Linked DNA regions of Homo sapiens: region 1 is linked to region 2. Evidence: chromatin loops called from intact Hi-C (ENCODE). Cell type or tissue: OCI-LY7. All regions are shown on one strand. Links, peaks and the distances in the headings refer to the core of each region. The heading gives the core; the rest is flanking DNA. Region 1 has its middle 56 kb from the start of LINC01427. Region 2 overlaps NXT1-AS1 (NXT1 antisense RNA 1).

Region 1 (5,377 bases), core at 329-5,328, 1.0 Mb before region 2:
AGATGCTCTGCCAGTTTCCATTGAATTCTCTGACTTTCAACTTGGTAGTTAGTTCTTAGAGCTTACATTAAACTTAGACGTCACAACCTCAAGCCAAGAGTTCTGGGGGCCAGGCCTTTCTGACAAGTTGTGAATAAGCTGTACTTTCTGGAATAAGGACAGAGGCACCAGAACTCTAATGCACAAAGCTCATTGTAGAAAAGGCTACACATCCTAGGCCCACACGACCTTGTTTGGAAGTGCAAACCCAGCTACTCCACAGGCTGTAGCATTCTCTTGGACATGGATGGGTACACATTCTGGAATGGTTCCTCAAACCTCCATTTTACAAAACTAAAGCTACCATCAAGGGTTCTATTGGCCAAGTCGTGTAAATTGTTCCTGGAGGCTTTGCTTTCTGGGGAAATTCAGATCCATCACTGCCCCTATCTTTGGGCTTCAGAATGTTTCCACCTATTTGAATCTATTCCCATCTGTGTGCTCACTGCCTGGACAGTGTGGAGGTTTGGGGGACTGTGTGTCTCCAGGTTGGCTATAAGTTAACCTAGAATTTAATTTGGGTCTTTGGATGTCTCTTTAGAGTAAAACTTCGTGGATAATTATGAAAGTCAAAGATCCTTGAAATGCCTGCTCTTCCTTTGCAGCCTGGTTGGTTAGATAGACTCCAAAGGAGAAAATTAATTTTGAGGAATAACAACCAAAACTTAGAATGTGACTTTGCTCTTCTAATCCTTATAGAAAATATGTAAGATGTGGACTATTACTGATCCCCACTTGACAGAGAAGAAACTAAACCTTGGAGAGGTTTGGCAAATTTCCCAAGGTCATGAACCTGGTAAGTCACAGCAACAGGATCCACCATGAGGGTCATCTCGTGGCCTGTCCTATAAAGGCCATTCATTTGCAGGAAAGGTCTAGGAAGGCAAGGAAACCAATGTTTGCCAGGGCTTACTGTGAGTTAGATATGTCTACTCTTGAACATGCAGAAACACCAGAAAAGACTATTGATCCAGCAAAGCGAAATTTGTTTCACCTGCTGCATTTGCGGAGGGCAGTTGGGGGAGCCTCTGAGCATAGGGTCTCAGAACGGGGAAGTCAGGAAAGGATGTTTACTGGGTTTTAGTGAGAAGGCGGTAGTAATTTTTAAGGTCGATTTTGGAAGGTGGGAAGCCACTGGGTTTGGGCAGAGTTTCTGACCAACTATAGATTGGTAGCACAGCAAGATGAAGGAAGTGAAATGAACTAGTGTTAGTCTTGATAAGGAAACAATGTAATTGGTGCAGAGTCTTAATTTCAGGAGAAATTCCTGGATGTGATTTTTGCTTGTTCTCAGCATTGCAGGTAAGTCATTTTTGCTTGTTCTCCATATTGTTTACCAAGGCCATCTGCTTTCAGTTCTCAGGCACTAGGGGCAGACCAGTAGCTAGAAACAGACAAGATTCCTGCTCTCAAGGAGCCATGTCCCTGTTAGGTAGCCACTGTTCTTATTAGACAGTGTAGAAAAGAACGGGAGATGAATAATGATATTCCAATTTCCACACATAAGTGAAAGCTGGGTCTGGGATTTGAAGTTGAGACTTAAATTTTGGTTCTTTGAACTCCTAGCCTCTGCAATGGTAACACTCAGTCAAGAACATTCTCCACTCCATTCTTCTCTGCTCTCCCAGTAAAATACCCAGAGCAGGGTCATCACAGAGGGAAGACCAGGACTCTTGGGATCTCACAGAGATACTTGACCCCATGCTCATAGCAGCATTATTCACAATAGCCAAGGTATAGTAGAAAGAGCCTAAATCCCATCTGTGATGCATGGATAAAAAGAATGTGGTATACACTTACAGTGGAGTATTATTCAACCTCCAAAAAGGAAGATAATTCTGTAATCTGTGACAACATGGATGGAGCTGGAGGACATTATGTTAAGTGAAATCAGCCAGGCACAGAAAGACAAATATCACGTGATCTCACTTATACATGGAATCCAAAATAGTGAAACTGTAAAAGTCAAGGGTGTAATGGTGGTTTCCAGGGGCTGCGGGGGGAAGCAGAGGTGTTGATCAAAGGTGGAAAGTTTCAGCCAGGCGAGAGGAGTAGGTTCTGGAGACTGTGGTGCAGGATAGTGCCAACAGCTAATGATGCAGTATTGCATTCCTAAGATTCTCTAAGAGGGTAGAGCTTATATGACGCGTTCTTATAATAATAATAATAGGGGTGAGAAGAAACTTCGAGAGGTCTAGACATTTAATTATGTATAGCTTTATACATATTAATTTTACCTCAATAAAGTGATTTTTGAAAAAGAAAAGAAAATCCTCCTTGTGGAAATTTACAGAGGATGATTCCAGAAAGATACTATATCATAGACTATCAATCATTTGGCTTATCTCTCAAGCTCTTATAAACAGTAGGAATATTAATGGACTTTATTAACCTATAGGTCAATGAATTTTAATTTATTTAATTATCTTTAAATTTTCCTTGACAGGAGGAGAAAATAAGTAGGGCTTATTGAACAATAAAGAACATTTATTTTATATCAAAGTATAGGTCCCTATGCAGCCTTTATTTTATCTTTAATATTCAGAAGTGAATCCACAATGGCTTTCCTTCTTACTTATATGGCAACCAAAACTGTATGACATGGCAAAATATCACAAAACAGAAGCTAGAAGTTGAAGCTGTAATAAAAACTACCAGAATATGTGAATAATCTGATTTTTTAAATGGAATGACAGCACCTATGGTGTGGCTTTTCTTGCTAAACAGAGACACATTTTTATCCCTACAAATGGTGTCATGTATTTTTTTTCAGTCAGTTGTGTCATATTCTGGCTTCATACTTTTTTCCATGCTCATTTAAGGCCATGGAGTTGTCTAATACCTGTTAAGATCTTGGATAGTTTTGACCACCAGGAGGCGTGTTAGACCAGCAAATTGACACTTCGTCACTAGCGTCCATCCTTGAACACTTCGGAAGATTAAAGGTTAAAGATGAACGTGAGCCTCACTGAAAGTGATTGTAGAGAGATAAAGAGAAGGATTATAATTTTCAAAAGAAACTCTGAGGGTTTTTTTGTTTTGTTTTGCTTTTCAATTCAGCTCAAACCAAATGGTTGCTTTTTTTCCGTTTTTGTAAACTTGCGTCATGTACCTGTGAATTTCGGGCAGGGGCTGAGGTGTGGGGAGCTCTGCTGAAACTTTAAAGCAGAGTCGTGATTCTCTGCCCCCCTCCATTACAAAAGGCAGGCAATAATGTAAATAGAACGTTAGACAGGCTGTGGTTTGTGCTCAGCTGCTCAGGGTTTGCAGGACTGCTGCTTCCAGGAATCTAGCTTTCTCCAGGCTCAGCCTCAATTCAAGTAAGGCTGGACTGGCAGGACTAAATAGAAACTTACCCACTTTTGTTACCTCTTTTCTGAGTCCAGCAGGGAGGCAATCTTAGATCGTAGAAATTACTGCCCTACAGAAATGCCGATGTCCAGAGAGAAAGTGGCATGTCTAGTGCTGTTAATTTCACTACTGCTTTGTGTTATCGCTTTAATAAGATAGGGACTTATCCCAGCGGGGGCTGGGAGTAATGCCATTATTAAATGATTTTCTCTTGGCTCCAAACCCACCTTTCTATATCCTGCCTTGTGATGCCAGCACTGGGACTCTGCAAACTGCAGTTGGGCTTGGCCAGATGCTCCTGGCAAGGGGACGCTAGAGTGAGGCCGCAAATCTGGAGGGAGAGGGGCCCGACCGTTCCTCCTGAGGACTTCCTCCTCCTCCCAGCATCTCTCCAGCAAGGCCGCTTCCACCCAGCAGTGGCAGTTCCTTCCCACTGTTGCAGCTGAATCATGTTTGTAGTTTTCCAAAACTCACAAAACCAGCCCTATCATGCCCTCTTAGAGACTTCAGCTTACCCTTGCATAACTCCAAGTCCAAAGCCTGTGCAAAACAGTTCAGCTGACTTGGAAGGGAGATTGGCAGTTTCTTACAAAAGTAATCATATTGTTACCCTGTGAAGCAGCAGGCAGGCTCTTTGATATTTGCCCAGATAAGTTGAAAACTTGTGTCTCTACAAAAAAACTACATGAGAATGTTTATGCCAACTTTATTCATAATTGCCAAAATTTGGATACAACCAAGATGTCCTTCAACAGCGAGTGGATAAACAGACTGTAGTACATCCAGACGATGGAATATTATTCAGTAATAAAAAGAAAAAGCTAACCAGCCACAGAAAAAGACATAGAGGAACCTTAAACGCATATTGATAAAGAAAGAAGTCAATCTGAAAAGGCTGCATACTGTATGATTTCAACGATATGACATTCTGGAAAAGCCAAATCTATGGAGAAGTAAAAAGAGTAGTGTTTGTCAGAGGTTCAGCTGGGGTGGGGTTGTTGGGGATGAGTAGAGGGAGGGATGAATAGGTACAGGAGAGACAATTTTTTAATTTTTATTTTTTTAAGACGGGGTCTTATTCTGTCACCCAAGCTGAAGCATGATCATAGCTCACTGCAGCCTTGAACTATGGGACTCAAGGGATCTCCCATTGCAGCCTCCAGAATAGCTGAGACCACAGGCACACACCACCACACAAGCTTAGCACAGGAGATTTTTAGGGCAGTTAAAAGTATTCTGTATGGTACCCTATGGTGGATGCATGTCATTATGCATTTGTCAAAACCCATAGGATGTACCCAAGAGTGAACCCTAATGTGAACTCTGGACTTAACTATGGACTTTAATGAATAATAACATAACAATATTGGCTCATCAATTATAACAAATGTACCACATCATTGCAAGATGGTAATAATAAGGGGAGTGGGGGGGTGCAGGAGCATATGGGAACTTGATACCATCTACTCAATTTTCCAAAAACCTAAAACTGCTCTAAAAATAGTCTATTAATTAATTATTTAAGAACTCAAAGAAACAAAAGCCTTGGCAGTGTTTTTTACATTGATCAGTTATGTGCCCCACCATGGCTGGTCCAGGCCTGAGTCTCTCTTGCTCCACTCTTAGCATCTCCTGTGTGTATTTCGTCAAACCCATGTCAACTGTGTGGGCCACTCTCTGAACTCCTCCCTCTCCATGAGCTCCCAGGATTTTCTAGTTCCCTGGAGTCCCTTTTTAGGTCTTCTGGCAACAAAGCTGGAATTTTAGTTACTTGGTTCTGTGTGTACTTCAGCAACTGCATCTGCATCGAGTGCCGAGGGATAAAAGTAACAGACAAAAAAAAAAAATCACCAGCAGTTTCAGCACTTTAAGTTCCAGTCCTCTTCTATGAGTCACTTTTCAGAGTCCTCACAGCTGCCCTGTGCCTTATGTTCAGGTTTTATAGCGACATCCGCTGAGCAAGATGAGTGGCATGTGCTTATCCCAT
Region 2 (5,377 bases), core at 326-5,325:
CTGCATCACCTTCTATGACCTAGCCTGGGAACTCCTCTCTTCCCAGATTAAACGGGAGGAACATAGACGCCACCTCTCAGTGAGAGCAATGTCAGTCATGTTGTTAGAGCAGGAGGTCTGGGACATCTTTAATTGTTCAGACGCCTTTGGGCAATGCAATCTGCCACCAGTGACATGCACTCAGTACCTACCTGAAGTCAGGTACCATGTGTGCATCAGGTCATAGCAACCCTTTGATCTTGCCAAAGCCTTGAGGCAGATTAACTTGCCCAAGATCATGCAGCTGGTAAGTGGCAGAGCCAGCATTTGAACTGAGGATTCTCAGCTCCAGAGGTTTCTATGGACTTGAGTTTGTTCTCATAAATTTTGAGAGGTAATTGCATTCCTTATATATAAAAAGGAACAAGGCAAAAAGTACAATAGAAGAACAGAATACTAGAAAAAAGGACCAGTCAGGAACATGAGATCATGAAAGTAAGCTTAGAAAATAAAGATATAATTGGCCAGATAAGGCAAATAATAAGTCAATAGAAAGGATACACAATAAAGTTATTTGTTTGTTTTTAATTCCCAGGGCACAGGCAAAAAAAAAAAAAAAAAAAAAAAAAGAAAGCAAGCAAGCAAGAGAGAGGCCAAAATTGCAAAAACAAGAGAAAGAGGAGAGAAAGTAAATGGGGGAAAGCCATAAAAAAAATAGAATAACTTTTCCAGAGGATGAAGGAAACCCATACAGACTGGAAAGGTCCAAGGATCATTAGGGAGTGACTCCAGGGGTAAAGGGCTTTTCAAGCAATGAGGGGTGCTCTGGAAAGGCTGGCCCATGAGATGAAGGGATTAAGGCACATTATTTTGTCAACAGCAAAAGCAACAAAGACAAAAACAATTAGGAATTCCAAGAAAAACAAGATCCTGTTCCATAAAGATATAGCCGAATAGAAAGTAAACTAAAATAAGCATGGTGTAAGGAGGGTTGGAAAAGAGAAGGCTGTACACTGGACTTTGAATCTGGGAAAGTCACCCTTTAGGGGGTACAGACATCGTGGGAGAGAACAGAGCAAGTCCTACATGTGTGTGTTTCTATAGTAATCAACAGTTAGGCCTAATAGTGAAAATGCTTCTTATTTCTTTTCAATGCTTAGACTCAATCTAGACAAAGAATAAACCTAATCATCGCTGTAGAACAGAAGGTAAATGTAGTCATCCTTGATGCTGTAAATGTGAAGACAGTTTTTACCATATTATCTAGAATTAGTTTTGATGGCATCTAACTGATGAGCTCAAAATGATGTAAACAAAATAGACTTGTAGTTCTCACTTGCCTAAAAGAGAACTTATCATAGCTCTATGAAATAAAGGGAGCCAAGTCCTTCCACCCTCCTCTCTACCATCCCTAGGATCTGGCCCACATCTGCATGGTCCAAAATAGCAGCCAAAGTGCCAGCCATCACATCTGCATTTCAAGCAGTTGAATGAAGACATGGGAGATGGCCTAGCCTCCCTAGTTTTAGGAAGTCCCACACAACACTTCAAACTACATCTCATCAACCAGATGAGGTATATGCCACAGCTAGTGGGAGAGAAAGTAGGAAGCATGGTCTTCAGGCTGAGTGGCCACACGCAAGTCAGGGTTCTATTTCCACAGGTGGAGGAGAGCATGGAGGTGACAGCAGCTCAAGGGTTAGTCACAGAGATGGGACTTAGGAAGAGATGGTTGAGAGAACTGTTATCCCCGTCCGAGAGGGCAGAGAGTTAGACAACAGTCTCTATCATTGATGGAATAAGAAGCAGAGAGGAATTACATATTTAAAGCTATAAAGGTCATCACTAGAACTAAATCTAATGAAATTAGCTAAGAGACTATTTTGTAAGATTCCATTGTAATAGTCATTGAAGATTGTCCAAAATTGATAAGTCAAGCAATTGAATTACAAGCTCATTATTTAGAATTACAGAGGTAACTGCCAAAAGAACAAAAACATAGGAACAGTTGCAAGTGTTTACCCCACGAGCCTGAATGCGAGGGAAAGCAAGGGGCAGGACAAGAGGTACCTGCTCTCCTTACAAACCTTCTATGCTCTTGGATCTCTGTACCACGAGTTGGAACTTTGGCTTAAATTTTTAAATTAAATTAATGCAGCCTCTGCTTCCACTCGAGGCTGGGGACAGAAGAGAGAACCACTTGGCCTGTTGCTGACAGCTGCCATCCCCCATCCCCATGAAGACAGGGCCCTCAAGGAATGCAGAGGGCAAGGCTGGGGAGGCTTGGGGCATGGCCAGCTCTCCTGTCAGGGTGCCCCTTTCCAACTCAGCAGGGATGAGAATCCTCATCACCCGGAGTGCCCTCCAGGGGCCCACAGCTGGGAGCAGGAAGGGATACTGGGAATATTCCACCTGGGATGACACTCTGATGTCACGGGAGAAGGGGTAGGGTCGTGGGGAGGGGCAGGATCTTCTCGATGCCCCCACCCCTCGCTGGTCATAGGCACTGGCTGGCAAGAACGGGCTGCCTGGGGCCTTGCGCCGGCACCCTGAGCTGATCCCCCACATGCCATCGCGGTCATCCCATTGTACACTGTGCATTCATCGCCTCGGAACCATCCCGGGACAAAGTGCCAAAGTCAGCCATTAGACCAAAATGCTCACCAGGAAGCATTTTTGAGACAGTACCTCAGAATTTGAAATAGAACCACACTAAAAGCTGTGCTGCTTTGGAGAGGCAGAGACCTCTGCTTTCCCAAACCGTTTCTAAAATATCCTAGAGAAAAACAAAAAAGCCTCTCTGAGCAGCCACCTGTCAAGACAAAGGAGATTATCTTGGACTTTTTAAATGCCCTATGTTTGATATAGGGAAGGAACACTTTGGTTTCTTGATCAGAAAAGGTGTCACTCAGATCCTGTCTACAACGCAAGCAGAGCGGCTCTTGTCAAAGGCTAGACCACCCTCGTGTGGCTGCTTCTGTGAATGGCAATTCAGATTTGAAGAGCAAGACAGATCAGACAGCTTCAAAAGCGGGAAAACTGGCTGGGCGCAGTGGCTCATGCCTGTAATCCCAACATTTTGGGAGGCCGAAGCGGGCAGATCACCTGAGGTCAGGAGTTTGAGATCAGCCTGGCCAACACGGCGAAACCCCATCTCCACTAAAAATAGAAAAATTAGCTGGGCAAGGTGGCACATGCCTGTAGTCTCAGCTACTCGGGAGGCTCAGGCACAAGAATTGCTTGAACCCAGGAGGTGGAGGTTGCAGTGAGCTGAGATCACGCCACTGCACTGCAACCTGGCAACAGAGCGAGACTCCGTCTCAAAAAAAAAAAAAAAAAAAGGAAAACTAAGCTCAACAGTCAAGGCTGAACTAATTGCAGAAGAGTGTAAAATAATAATTTACTTCATTAAAAAAGCTGCAGAGCACTTTTCAACCCAGGCTACTTTTATTCTCTAGTCAAGAGCAGTTGTTTTCAAAGTGTGGTCCCGGCTTTCCAGTATGACTAGAAATTGGTTAGAAATGCAAATTCTGGCCTCCCTTGGCCCTGCTATGTCTGAAACTTTGAAGCTAAGGCTCTGGCACCCTAGTGTTAGCAAGGATTCTGACGCTCCCTCACTTTGAGAACTGTAGTTTGCATTAGATTTGTTACTGTCTGGCACCAAAAGAGAGCTGTTAGCCAAGGCATTGACCCTTCAAGGGACCAGGAAAACCCATCTAGACATTCTTCAGGTGTTTCAACAGTGAGAGAAAGTCCTTTCTTTGCTCCCTAGCTTAGACAGAGTCCCCAGCAGCAGCCCCTGAGACAACAATTGCACTGCAAGCCACTTATTTGAGAGGTGATCCCAGGGGCACCTGTTGGGGTATGGGGATGTGAGGTAGGGCAGGGGGAAGCCAGTACAGGGGCAGCACTGCAGGTGCCTGGCTCAGTCCCTGGGGAGCTCCGGGATGATGCGGGGTGTGCCTCAGAGATGTCCTGCCTGAGGGACTGGAAGGGTTGGAACCCTCCAATTCCCATCTGTCCTTACTGAAGGATGCTCTTGGGTGTTAACTCTGGGCATTCCTGCCCTGCCATGAGTAAGGTCCAAGACTGTGGCCAGAAAACCCTGGTCTGGAAAGGAGTGAAGAGGGTATCTCACTGTCTGCTCCACTCAGCTTTCCCAGGCTGCAGGGGGAGACAAAAAGTGCTTGCCGCTCACTTCTGAGCTCTCAAGACTCTTTGATTCCTTATTCAAAGCCCACTCATCAATCAAGGCCTCTCTCAAGTCCCATCTTTGCCAAGCACCTCAGCATCTCCCACTTGGGAGCAGCCTCTCTCCGCACACAGACCAGCCCTCAGATCCATGCATCACTAAAACGTCTCTGCTGATGCTGGGCAAACCAGGGCCTCGCCCTGGGCCCACACGGCCTGGCCGAACACTGGGGAGAGAGCGAGAAATGAATGCCACAAAAGGGGCACAGGAATGTTCAGAGGGGGGAACACCACAGACCTTTCCACAAAGTGGGATGGCTGTAAAGAGAAGGTGGCATCTGAGCCAGTCCCTGAAGGATAGCGGAAATGTGTGCAGAAATGGGGGCAAGGTACACAAGGCAGAGAGGGCAGCCTAAGGACTGCGGCAAGCAGCATGGATTCCGCGTGGCCGAAACATGGCACGGGGGAGAATGGTGGGAACCCAGCTCATGTCTTATTATGGAGGGCCTCGGGTCTGGGACCCTAGTCTAGGATATGGGGAGCTCACAAGTAGGGATACTGCAGAGTGAGAGTTGTGCCCCAGGCAAGTCCCTTTGAGGAGCATGTGTGTTTCAGGACCAGAAAAGTCAGTGACCCGTTAAGAGAGGAAGAGAAGATGGGAGTGGAGTTGGGGTAATTGTGCCACAAGAGCTGCACCCACTACTCAGGCATTCTTCAGGTATCCACATGCCAACATCAGGGAGCAGGTACCCTGATTTTACAGGCTCAGAGGGTTAGATCATTCACAGGAGGTCACGCAGGTCTATCTGACTCCAAGTTCGCATGCTCTTTCTGCTCTATCCACCAGGATTGTTCAAATGGCCCCAGAGAAAGACAGCTGAGCCCAAACTCCAGACCCACAGTAGGAGCTGCAGGGGCATAAGCGACTCAGCAAGGCTGAAGTAAGTGTGAGCCTCAGAGCATGAGAGGAATGGCTGGCCCCAGCCCCCAGTCCTGAATCAGGAGGAAGGGACACAGACACTGGCCCCAGCCCTCAGCTCTCAGAGTCAGGAGGAAGGGACATATGGCAGCTAGGAGACAAAGCATCTAGAAGCAGAGGAACCCAGTGGCCATGAGGTCACGAAAGTCACCTCCAGTCACTTGGACCAGAAGACATGCCTTTGGGCAGCTGGCATGTCAACTGAGCCTCGAGGAAAGAGAATTTTTT

Evidence for each region. Hi-C counts contacts between places; a loop is a spot of excess contacts. Peaks named below come from ENCODE experiments on the same cell type or tissue, not always from the same donor. Only the 100,000 strongest peaks of a DNase experiment are listed, where the experiment ranks them.
Region 1: a loop joins it to region 2, with 15 times the contacts of the local background. A loop is called at or near these places in 45 of 110 quality-filtered maps.

Annotation. Positions count from the first base shown.
Region 1 is chr20:22,336,381-22,341,757 of GRCh38, forward strand. No RefSeq gene overlaps it. Among named protein-coding and RNA genes, the nearest start is that of LINC01427, 56 kb to the left of the region's middle. In OCI-LY7, for the core only: CTCF peaks have their summits at 2,913 (motif pointing right) and 3,118; a DNase peak (open chromatin) is centred at 2,921.
Region 2 is chr20:23,337,758-23,343,134 of GRCh38, forward strand. All of the region lies in intron 1 of NXT1-AS1 (NXT1 antisense RNA 1), which reads right to left. Among named protein-coding and RNA genes, the nearest start is that of NXT1, 10 kb to the right of the region's middle. RefSeq lists a silencer at 2,867-2,916. In OCI-LY7, for the core only: CTCF peaks have their summits at 2,943 and 3,145; a DNase peak (open chromatin) is centred at 2,944.